Regions from separate parts of the Homo sapiens genome. Here region 2 is linked to region 1. A link is an interaction called in ENCODE POLR2A ChIA-PET data of the cell type or tissue named here. Cell type or tissue: OCI-LY7. All regions are shown on one strand. Each heading gives the region's core, and the rest is flanking DNA. Links, peaks and the distances in the headings are about the cores only.

Evidence for each region. Peaks named below come from ENCODE experiments on the same cell type or tissue, not always from the same donor. Only the 100,000 strongest peaks of a DNase experiment are listed, where the experiment ranks them.
Region 2: POLR2A ChIA-PET joins it to region 1 with 6 read pairs; 6 of 35 experiments call an interaction of 5 or more read pairs at or near these places.

What each region holds. Positions count from the first base shown.
Region 1 is chr17:1,723,963-1,729,661 of GRCh38, reverse strand. WDR81 (WD repeat domain 81) reads right to left here and starts at 4,958. Exons shown (of 10, transcript NM_001163809.2): 1 at 1,036-4,958. The coding sequence starts at 4,702. RefSeq lists an enhancer at 4,895-5,395. In OCI-LY7, for the core only: no CTCF peak of the experiment used is centred there; a DNase peak (open chromatin) is centred at 4,981; H3K4me3 peaks cover 1,268 bases; H3K27ac peaks cover 38 bases.
Region 2 is chr17:2,304,649-2,308,648 of GRCh38, reverse strand. All of the region lies in intron 1 of SRR (serine racemase), which reads right to left. It also overlaps the pseudogene HNRNPA1P16. Among named protein-coding and RNA genes, the nearest start is that of SRR, 2.7 kb to the right of the region's middle. In OCI-LY7, for the core only: no CTCF peak of the experiment used is centred there; no DNase peak of the experiment used is centred there; H3K4me3 peaks cover 199 bases.

The DNA.
Region 1 (5,699 bases), core at 1,014-5,013:
TGGAACATGACAGCCTCAGAGCCTCACACATGCTGTTCCCTCAGCCTTCAGACTTTCTTTTTGCCCATTTTTGTCTACCTTCTTCCTACTCCTCCTTGAACCTCAACTGTCTCTCCTTTTAAGGAAGCCTGCTCTGACCCTTGAAAACTAGATGTAAAAGCACCATTTTTTTTTTCTTTTTTGAGACGGAGTCCCGCTCTGTTGCCCAAGCTGCAGTGCAGTGGTGTGATCTCAGCTCACTGCAACCTCCACCTCCTGGGTTCAAGTAATTCTCCTGCCTCAGCCTCCTGAATAGCTGGGATTACAGGTGCCCGCCACCACGCCTGGCTAATTTTTGTATTTTTAGTAGAGATGGGGTTTCACCATGTTGGCCAGGCTGGTCTCGAACTCCTAACCTCAAGTGATCCTCCTGCCTCGGCCTCCCAAAGTGCTGGGATTAGAGGCGTGAGCCACGGCGCCCGGCCGAAAAGCTCCATGTTGCACTCCCTCCTAGGAATGCAGCCATGTTCTTTATCGCACTAACATAATACACTTGCTTAAGACTGTCTGCACTGCGGCATCTCGTCTGCTGGGTGTGAGCTCTGTGAAGGCAGGCCTACATTTGTGTTGCCGGTGGTCCTGGCTCGATCCACTGCTTGGCACAGAGTAGGTGCTCTGCCAGTGTGCAGGGAGAAGCAGGAGCTGTTTTTTTGTTTTGTTTTGTTTTTTTGAGATGGAGTCTCGCTCTGTCGCCCAGGCTGGAGTGCAGTGGTGCGATCTCGGCTCACTGCAAGCTCCGCCTCCCGGGTTCACGCCATTCTCCTGCCTCAGCCTTCCGAGTAGCTGGGACTACAGGTGCCTGCCCCCACGCCCGGCTATTTTTTTGTATTTTTAGTAGAGACGGGGTTTCACCTTGTTATTAGGATGGTCTCGATCTCCTGACCTTGTGATCCGCCCGCCTCAGCCTCCCAAAGTGCTGGGAATACAGGCGTGAACCACTGTGCTCGGCCAGCAGGAGGTGTTTTTGACCAACACCTCCCAGACCTGGGAACTTACCAAGGAGGATCTTCTGTTCTTTGCCTTCTGACTGCTCAGGCAGTGCCTCCTCCTCTTCTTCTCCATCTCCCCCACTGCCGCCGGCCACAACCGTCTCCATGGACAGCACCGTGTCAGACAGAGTGAGCTCAGATGCCCCGGTGACCTCCTCCTGCTCCCCCTCCTCCTCCTCTAGCACCACGCAGCTGTCCTCCTCCTCCTCTTCCTCCTCGGAGCCCTCGCTTTGCTTCAAGTCCTGGCTGCTGTCACCTGATCGAAGGCTGCTCTTGTCCACGGGGGCACCCCCCTCGTCTGGAGCCCGCTCCTCACCCAGGGAGGTCTCGCTGGTGCTGCTCTTGTCACTCAGCCGGCCCAGGCTCACAGCCTCAGCCTCCTGGGGCTGGGGAGACTCAGTCACATAGAGCCCGGCTTGGAAGTCCTCTGTCTCAGGGAGGTCAGCCTGGTCGTGGAAGCTGACGCCAGACGTGTAGTCTGGGAGCCCCAGGCCCGAGGAGGCAGGAGGCTCCCCATCCATGGGAATCTCCTCCCCAAAAGCACAGGAGCCAGGCCCGGCCCCGGGCAGCCCGCTCTCCTCCTCCTCAGCAGCCCCTGCCAGGTCCTTGCTCTCCTCCTGGGAGGCCTCTGCGCCCGCCAGCACCTGCAGGACATGGGGCAGCAGGTGAGTGAGAAATGCCTGCAGGCCCAGCCGCACCATCAGCTGGGCCACAAAGCAGTCCGTGTACAGGTAGAAGCGGCCGTGTAGCTGGCAGGGGCTCTCGTAGGCACCAATGAGCGGCTTCAGGAGGTACTTATTGGCATTTTTGGGGCCCAGTGCCTTGGCAACAGGCTCAAACAGATACCAGGCCGTGTACACAGCTGTGTGCTCCTCGGACATGAGTGAGAGCACGAAGGGCAGCAGGATCTCCAGGCCCTCAGGGGTGATGTCCTTCAGCACCGCGCCCAGCTGCTGCCACAGAGCAAACACCAGCTCGCGCCCCTGGGCCTCGTCCTCCACACGCCTTGCCTGGTACAGGAGGATGAATCTGTGCAGTGCCGGGAAGTAGGGTGGGAAGGGAACCACGGAGCTGAAGGGGCTGAGAAGCTGGCTTGGGCAGGGTGGGGGCAGGCCCTGGGAGACAGGCCTGTACTCAAACAGTTGGTCCAGCTTGCCCCTCTCTGCTCCCATGGGGACTTCGGGGCCACTCATCTGCAGGAGTGTGTCCAGCACGGGCTGCAAAGACACAGGGACCTCCTTGGGGTGGCGCGTGCAGAGCCCTCGGACAGCCTGGAAGCGTACCCACAAAGGTGCATCGGGCTGCAGCGTCCGCACCCTGGTGGCAAACACCATCTCTGCCAATAGGACACCCAGCGCCTGCATGTCCCTGTGGAGTAGGCACTGCAGTGGCACAGCCGGCTGGACCCGGGGCTGCTCAGGCACCTCCAACAGGCCCCCTAGGCCTTTGGCCAAGAAGTTGCCCGTTTTCTCCAGCTCCTCCAGGGCCTGCATGGGATTGAAGCCCTCGGGAAGAAGAATCCTCCCCTCCTCACCCTCCCCAGGGTCTGCCCCAGCAGCTTTATTCCTGCGGCCTGGACGGGAGGCTGAGGCCACTGAGAAAGAGAGAAGTCCAGGGGACGCTTGACTGGAGGAGCCCAGCTGGTCACCTGCTTTCCCAGCAAGGGAAATGGAATCCAGAGCTTCTGTGGCCTGTTCCAAGTCGTCTTCTCCTGCCACCGGCCTGTCTCTGGTCCAGCTAGCCTCACAGGGAGTGGCCTCTAAAACTGGCCGGCCCACTCCATTTGGAAGCTGTCCCGGGTTTTCCGTGAAGTCCTCCCGGCCTGTGGTCTCCTGGATGGTCTGGACCAACAGCTTGGGGATGAGGGGAGGCTCGGGGGCAAGGGCAGGAGCCCCAGCCAGGCGCTGGGGGTGTGGCTGATCGAAGAGCTGCACCACCCCGTAGCTGGCCAGGTGAGTGTGGGCGTCCACCAGGTGCAGACACACATTCTTTTCCTTGACAGCCTCCTTACCCTGGAGTTTATAGCCAAACGTGAGGTCGATCCAATGGTGCAGGTCCCGGGATACCTCGCGGCTCTCCAGCAGGGCTCGGTGGGCAGCTACGAACTCCTGGCTGGAGCTGCACCAGGCTGGCACATCCAGGTCAGGCATGTCGGGGTGGATGGAGCGGAAGATAGAGGGATCGGTGTAGAACTCCGGAATGCACTCATCCGGGGTCCAGTTCTGCATCCGCTCCATGCTGGCCGGATACTCATGGGGCTCCCACTGCGCGCGGACGTGTCCGCAGAGCACCGACCGAGGCGTGCGCCGAGCCTTGTACACATAGTACGTGATGTCGGAGAGCACGTCTGAGATGTGGTGGGGAACATGAGGGGGTTCCCCGCCGCCCGCCCCGCCTGCTACGAATGCCTGCCGTGTCATCTCATACGTGAAGTCCAGTTGCTTATCCCCCTTGTTGAGGCGGAACTTGGACTTGCGCAGGTCTCGGAAGCGCCCATGGGGCGTAGTGAAGTCCACCACCCAGGGCAGCACGGGGTGGTAGTTGGGGTCCCCCTGCCGCCGACCTGCCAACCGATTCAGCTGCATGAGGTAGTGGAAGTTGCTGATGCGGCCGTGGACCCAATCTAGCACGAGGCTCCGAAGTTCCTCCTGGCCAGTGGGTTGCCCAGGTTGCCCTCCCTGCTCCTCTTGAGACACAATGCCCGCCTCATCCCTTGCCACAGGGGCCTCCTCATTCTCGTCCTCCTCGGGCCTCTCATAAGCACTCAGGTCCAGTCGCAGCTCGCTGCAAAGCTTCTCATCCACTGCGATGTGATACAAAGACAGGGCCCCACACGCCAGCCCCTGGCGGTGACAGGCGTCCATAGCCCTCAGCACGCGGAAGAGAATGAACAGCACCTTGGCCTGGCTGTTGGTCAGCTTGGCAGGGCTGAAGGTGACCACGTCATGTAGGGAGAACTGTACGTAAGGGTGTACCACATACAGCATCTCCGGCGACTCCAGCAAGGCCTCAGCCCGTAAAAGACTAGGGCAAGCAGGGCTGCCCCGAGGGGGGCAGGGGCCTTCTCTGGCATATGAAGGGCATTGGGTAGTTTCACCCACTGGCAGGAAGGAGCAACCATAGACCCTCTGCAGAGCCTGCCGTACTGAGTCCAAGGCAGGGACAGCTGAGGGGGCAGGGCTGTGACTGTACGGCTGGCCGTAAGTGTGGTATGCATGGCGCCACAGGTTGCGATAATTCTGGGCGGCAACCTCCTGCATGAAGCGAGTGAGGGTCTCAGGGCCGCAGGACCCGTCCTCAAAGGGCAGGCCCCCGCCCAGAGGGTAGGACAGTCTCCGCTTCCGCAGCCCATGCACCTCCACGCGCGTCCAGCCGGCAGGCAGCCTTTGCACAGAGCGCTGCAGGAGAGTCCTGACTTCCGCTTCTCCCAGGCCCTCTGCGCGGGGACAGGGTCCCAGGGGCAGCCGGCGATCGCGGAGGCTGGCCAGCCAGCGCGCAGGCACTAGGGCCACCACGTGGGTGCCCCCCGGGGCCGGAGCCAGCTGCCTGGGATCGATGCTCAGGTCCCTCTCCACGCTCCGGAGCAGCTCCTGCATGTCTGGGCTTGGCGGGGAATGCCAGCCCCCGGCCGGGGTTCTGAGAGCGCCTTCCCGCCCCCCGCTGCCCTGGGCCATCTCCTCCAGGCCGCCCGGGGGCAGCGCGGGGCTGAGCCCAGCCACGGCCCTGCTGGCGACGGCTTCCGGGGTGCCAGGCCGGCGGGGCTGGGATGGGCGCGGGACAGGGGCTGGGGCGGAGGCGGCCGCAGGAAGCCGGCGGCGGCGAAGAGGCGGACGGGGGGCGCGCTTACCCCTCCGCGGGTCCTGCGCTCCGGGCGCGGCGGGGCAGAGGCTGCCGGGCGCGAGCACCGGGCTCCACCGTGACGGGTCAGCTGACGCGGGTCACGTGATCGCCCCAGCACGGAAACAAGCGCACGTGGCTCCAGAGGCCCGGGCGGGACCCCGCTTCCTGCCCGGCGGCCTCCCCGCCCTCCCTCCCGCTGCTCCGCTCTGGCTCGGTCTGGGCTCCGCTTCCTCCCGGGGCTGAAAGGGTCTCCAGCCAGCTCCAGCCGGGCCCGGCGGAGGGCGATGCCTACCGCCCCACCCCTCCCTACTCCCTCCAGCACGCACCAGCGCGCGGGTCCCGGAGGCTGTTCCCAGAGATGCCAGCCTCTTAGTTAAGTGCGGACCGCACAACCAGGGGCAGAACTGGGACTTCTGTTGTGTCTATTTTTGAGACGGAGTCTTGCTCTGTCGCCCAGGCTGGAGTGCAGTGGCGCGATCTCGGCTCACCGCAACCTCTGCCTCCCGGGTTCAAGCGATTCTCTTGCCTCGGCCTCCCGAGTAGCTGGGACGTCAGGAGCGCGCCACCACGCCCGGCTAATTTTTGTATTTTTTAGTAGAGATGGGGTTTCGCCTTGTTGGCCAGGCTGATCTCGAACTCCTGGCCTCGTGATCCACCCGTCTCGGCCTCCCAAGGTGCTGGGATGACAGGCGTGAGCCACCGCGCCCGGCCAGAACTGGGACTTTTGACATGGAATCCCCCCGGCGCCTCCATGCCACCTTCCATAGGAAGGAGCTTTTTAACTTTCCTAAGTACTTCAACAGTCACATTCCATTTGGCCCTCGCAACACA
Region 2 (4,000 bases), core at 1-4,000, 580 kb before region 1:
TTGACCTTGTGATCCACCCACCTCGGCCTCCCAAAGTACTGGGATTACAGGTGTGAGCCACCGTGCCCAGCCAAAAATTTTTCTTTAAAAAGAGTAACTCCTGGGTTTTGACTTAAATGGTGGTACAATTTGTTGAGATTTAAAACAGGAGAAGAAATAAGTATTTGACAGGAAAATCAGATTTGATTAGCTAAGTTTGAATTGTTTATGAAACATCCAAGAGGATGTCCCTTTTTTAAAAATTATTTTTTGCCAGAAATGTGTGTATATTAGTATCTGCTTTATTTCTGAAGAATGAGCTTTTCAATCTATTTAAAGTACAGCTCTTTTTCCCTTATTTCTGATTGTTTACTCTGCCATTTTCCTTTAATTGTCTTCTATATTTGTTGAATGCTTAGCTTACTAATTTTCACTTTAAAAAGAAAGCATATAAGGTTACTTATAGGATTTTTCCTCTGAGAAGTGCTTTAATATCATGGATTCCATTATGCAATATTTTCATTATTATAATTTCTAAATAATCCAAGATTTTAGTCTTGTTTTCTTTTTTGACCCATGAATTATTTAAAATTGGTGGTTTTTTTGTTGTTTTTTTTTTTTAAAAAGACATTTATTCAGTGTCACGATCAGACTATTACATTTAGCAATCAACAGCTTGGGTGCAAAAAAAAAAAATACATTAAAACCCTTTGTTGGAATGCTTTACACTTTCCACAGAACAGAAACTAAAACAACCTGTTATACAACTAGTCACAAATACAGTCTTCGAGTTTTTTGCCCATACACATGAGTATTTGTCTAAAACATATCTTCTTTGTAGCAGCTAGGCCCTGCCACCACTGTGCTTGGCTTAGTTCACAAATCTGTTGTAACCTGTAGCTTCCCTGTCACTTCGCTGGCTCTCCTCTCATGCTAAGCTTTGTTGCCTAATTAAAATCTTCCGCCACTGCCATAGCTACTGCTGCTACTGGAACCGCCATAGCCACCTTGGTTTCGTGGTTTGGTAAAGTATTGGCCTGCACCACCATAGGGGCCAGAGCTTCTGCCTCCAAAGTTTCCTCCCTTCATGGGTCCAAAAATTGAAGACTAATTGTTGTAATTGCCAAAATCATTGTAGCTTCCACCTCCAAAATTGCTTCCATCATTACCAAATCCATTATAGCCATCCCCACTGCACGATATCCACCACCACCACAGCTGCCACCAAAGCCACCATGACCACTGAAATTTCCTTCACAACCAAAGTTGTCATTCCTACCGAAACCACCTCCACGACCACCACCAAAGTTTCCAGAAGTACTTTGACCTCTTTGGCTGGATGAAGCACTCACCATCTCTTGCTTTGACAGGCCTTTCCTAATTTCACAGTTGTGGCCATTCACAGTATGGTATTTCTGAATGACAGTCTTATCCACGGAGTCATGATCATCAAAGGTTACAAAGGCAAAGCCCCTTTTCTTGCCACTGCCTTGGTCAGTCATGATTTCAATCACTTCAGTTTTTCCATACTGTTCAAAATAATCACTTAGGTGATATTCTTCAGTGTCTTCGTTAATGCCACCAACAAATATCTTTTCCATAGTTAAGTGGGCATCTGGTCTTTGAGAATCTTCTCTTGAGACAGCTCTCTTTGGTTCCACAACTCTTCCATCCACCTTGTGTGGCCTTGCATTCGTGGCTGCATCCACCTCCTCCTCAGTGGCATATGTGGCAAATCCAAAGCCCCTGGAGTGCTTGGTGTTTGGATCTCTCATTACCACACAGTCCGCGAGTGTTCCCCATTGCTCAGAATGGCTCCTCAGGCTCTCATTGGTTGTTTCAAAGCTCAGCCCTCCAATGAAGAGCTTCTTCAGCTGTACGAGCTCTTTAGGAGACTCTGACTTAGACTTGGCGGTGTCCATGGGTGGAAAGTGTTTGTTTTGTTTTATTTTTGAGACAGAGTCTCTATCTGTCACCCAGGCTGGAGTGCAGTGGCGTGATCTCGGCTCACTGCAGCCTCTACCTCCTTGGTTCAAGTGATTCTCCTGCCTCAGTCTCCCAAGTAGCTGGGATTACAGGCACCCACCACCACGCCCGGCTAGTTTTTGTATTTTTAGTAGAGACGGGGTTTCGCCATGTTGGCCAGGCTGGTCTCGAACTCCTGACCTCAAGTGATCTGCCCACCTTGGCCTCCCAAAGTGCTGGGATTACAGGCATGAGCCACGGGGCCTGGCCTAAAATTGTTGTTTTTAAAAAAATTCCAAATGGTTAGAATGTTTTGCTTCATTTGTGGCTATTCACTTCTAGTTTTATTACTTTGTGCTAAGTAAATATGACCTGTACAATTTTTTTTTTTGACGGAGTCTCACTCTGTCGCCCAGGCTGGAGTGCAGTGGAGCAATCTCGGCTCGCTGCAACCTCTGCCTCCCAGGTTCAAGCAGTTCTCCTGCCTGAGCGTCCCAAGTAGCTGGGACTACAGGTGCCCGCCACCACACCCAGCTAATTTTTTTGTATTTTAGTAGAGATGGGGTTTCATCTTGCCCAAGCTGGTTGGGAACTCCTGAGCTCAGGCAATCTGCCCACCTCGGCCTCCCAAAGTGCTGGGATTACAGGCGTGAGCCACCGCGCCCGGCCAACTTGTACAATTTTTACTTTTAGAAACTGAATTCAAGGCTGGGCGCGGTGGCTCACGCCTGTAATCCCAGCACTTTAGGAGGTTGAGGCGGGTGGATCACCTGAGGTCAGGAGTTCGAGACCAGACTGGTCAACATGGTGAAACCCCATCTCTACTAAAAATACAAAAAATTAGCTGGGCATGGTGGTGGGCGCCTGTAATACCAGCTACTCAGGAGGCTGAGGCAAGAGAATTGCTTGAAACCAGGAGGCAGGTTGCAGTGAGCCAAGATTGTGCCACTGCACTCCAGCCTGGGCAACAAGAGTGAAACTCCGTCTCAAAAAAAACGAAAAACAAAAAATCTCAGCAGCTTTCATTGTGATACTGACTTAAATATGGTTGTCTTTCTTGTCATTTCTTTTTACCTGGTATTTCATGAATTCTTTAAATCTGATAATTCAAAAATTTCCACCAACGTAGTAAATTTTCTTCTACTATTTGATTATTGCTCTTCTGCAGTCAGCTGTATTATCCCCTTCTGGAACTCGTATTTAATTATTAATTTTTTGTACCCCTTCTCCATGTCTCCTATCTTTGTCTCTCAGTTTTTATCTATTACCTTTTCCTTCTGAGTTCTGGTAAATTTTCTTGAACTGGTTTAACTTTTGGCATATCTAATCTGCAGTTCACTGACACTGTTGCATTAAATGGGTGGTGCCATTTGTCCTAAGAAAGTTTTCTTGTTTTCCATTATTTTTCCAGCTGAAAAAAGAAATCATGCAATGGCCTCTCAAATTTCAATATGAAACAGATTATTTTTTAACGCTTCTTCCTATTTCTCTCAAATCTGGTGGCAAAGGCTGTCTTCTGCTCTGACCACTCAAATGGTTCCTCTTCTGAACTGTTGGATCTTTTCACCCATCATCTACTGACTTTCTTCTTATGCTTAACCTTCCGGTGACAAAGTGTCACGTAAAAGGAACTGAAGGAGTTCTGTCAGAGGTTGTGGCAATCCCTTCGGCTCAGACTAAGGAATAATTGGTAACTATTCTGTGATGGGTGTGGGGTAAAAGCCTATGGGGCTGTGGAGGGGCAACAGGTGGAGGCAGGAGGCCTTGGGGAAGGGAGCTTCACCTCTGTACAGTTCTCCAAAAAAAGATTCAAGTACCAGCCTTCTGGTATAGTTCAATTTTAAAGATGGGAAATTAAAAAGTCAACCTGAGATCCACAGCAGTAATTTTTTTCAAGAATCCATAGTGACACAGAAATTCCCAAATTGACTTTTTTTTTTTTTTGAGGCGGAGTCTCGCTCTGTTGGAGACTCCCGGGCTGGAGTGCAGTGGCGCGATCTCGGCTCACTGCAGTCTCCGCCTCCCGGGTTCAAGCGATCCGCCCGTCTCAGCGTTC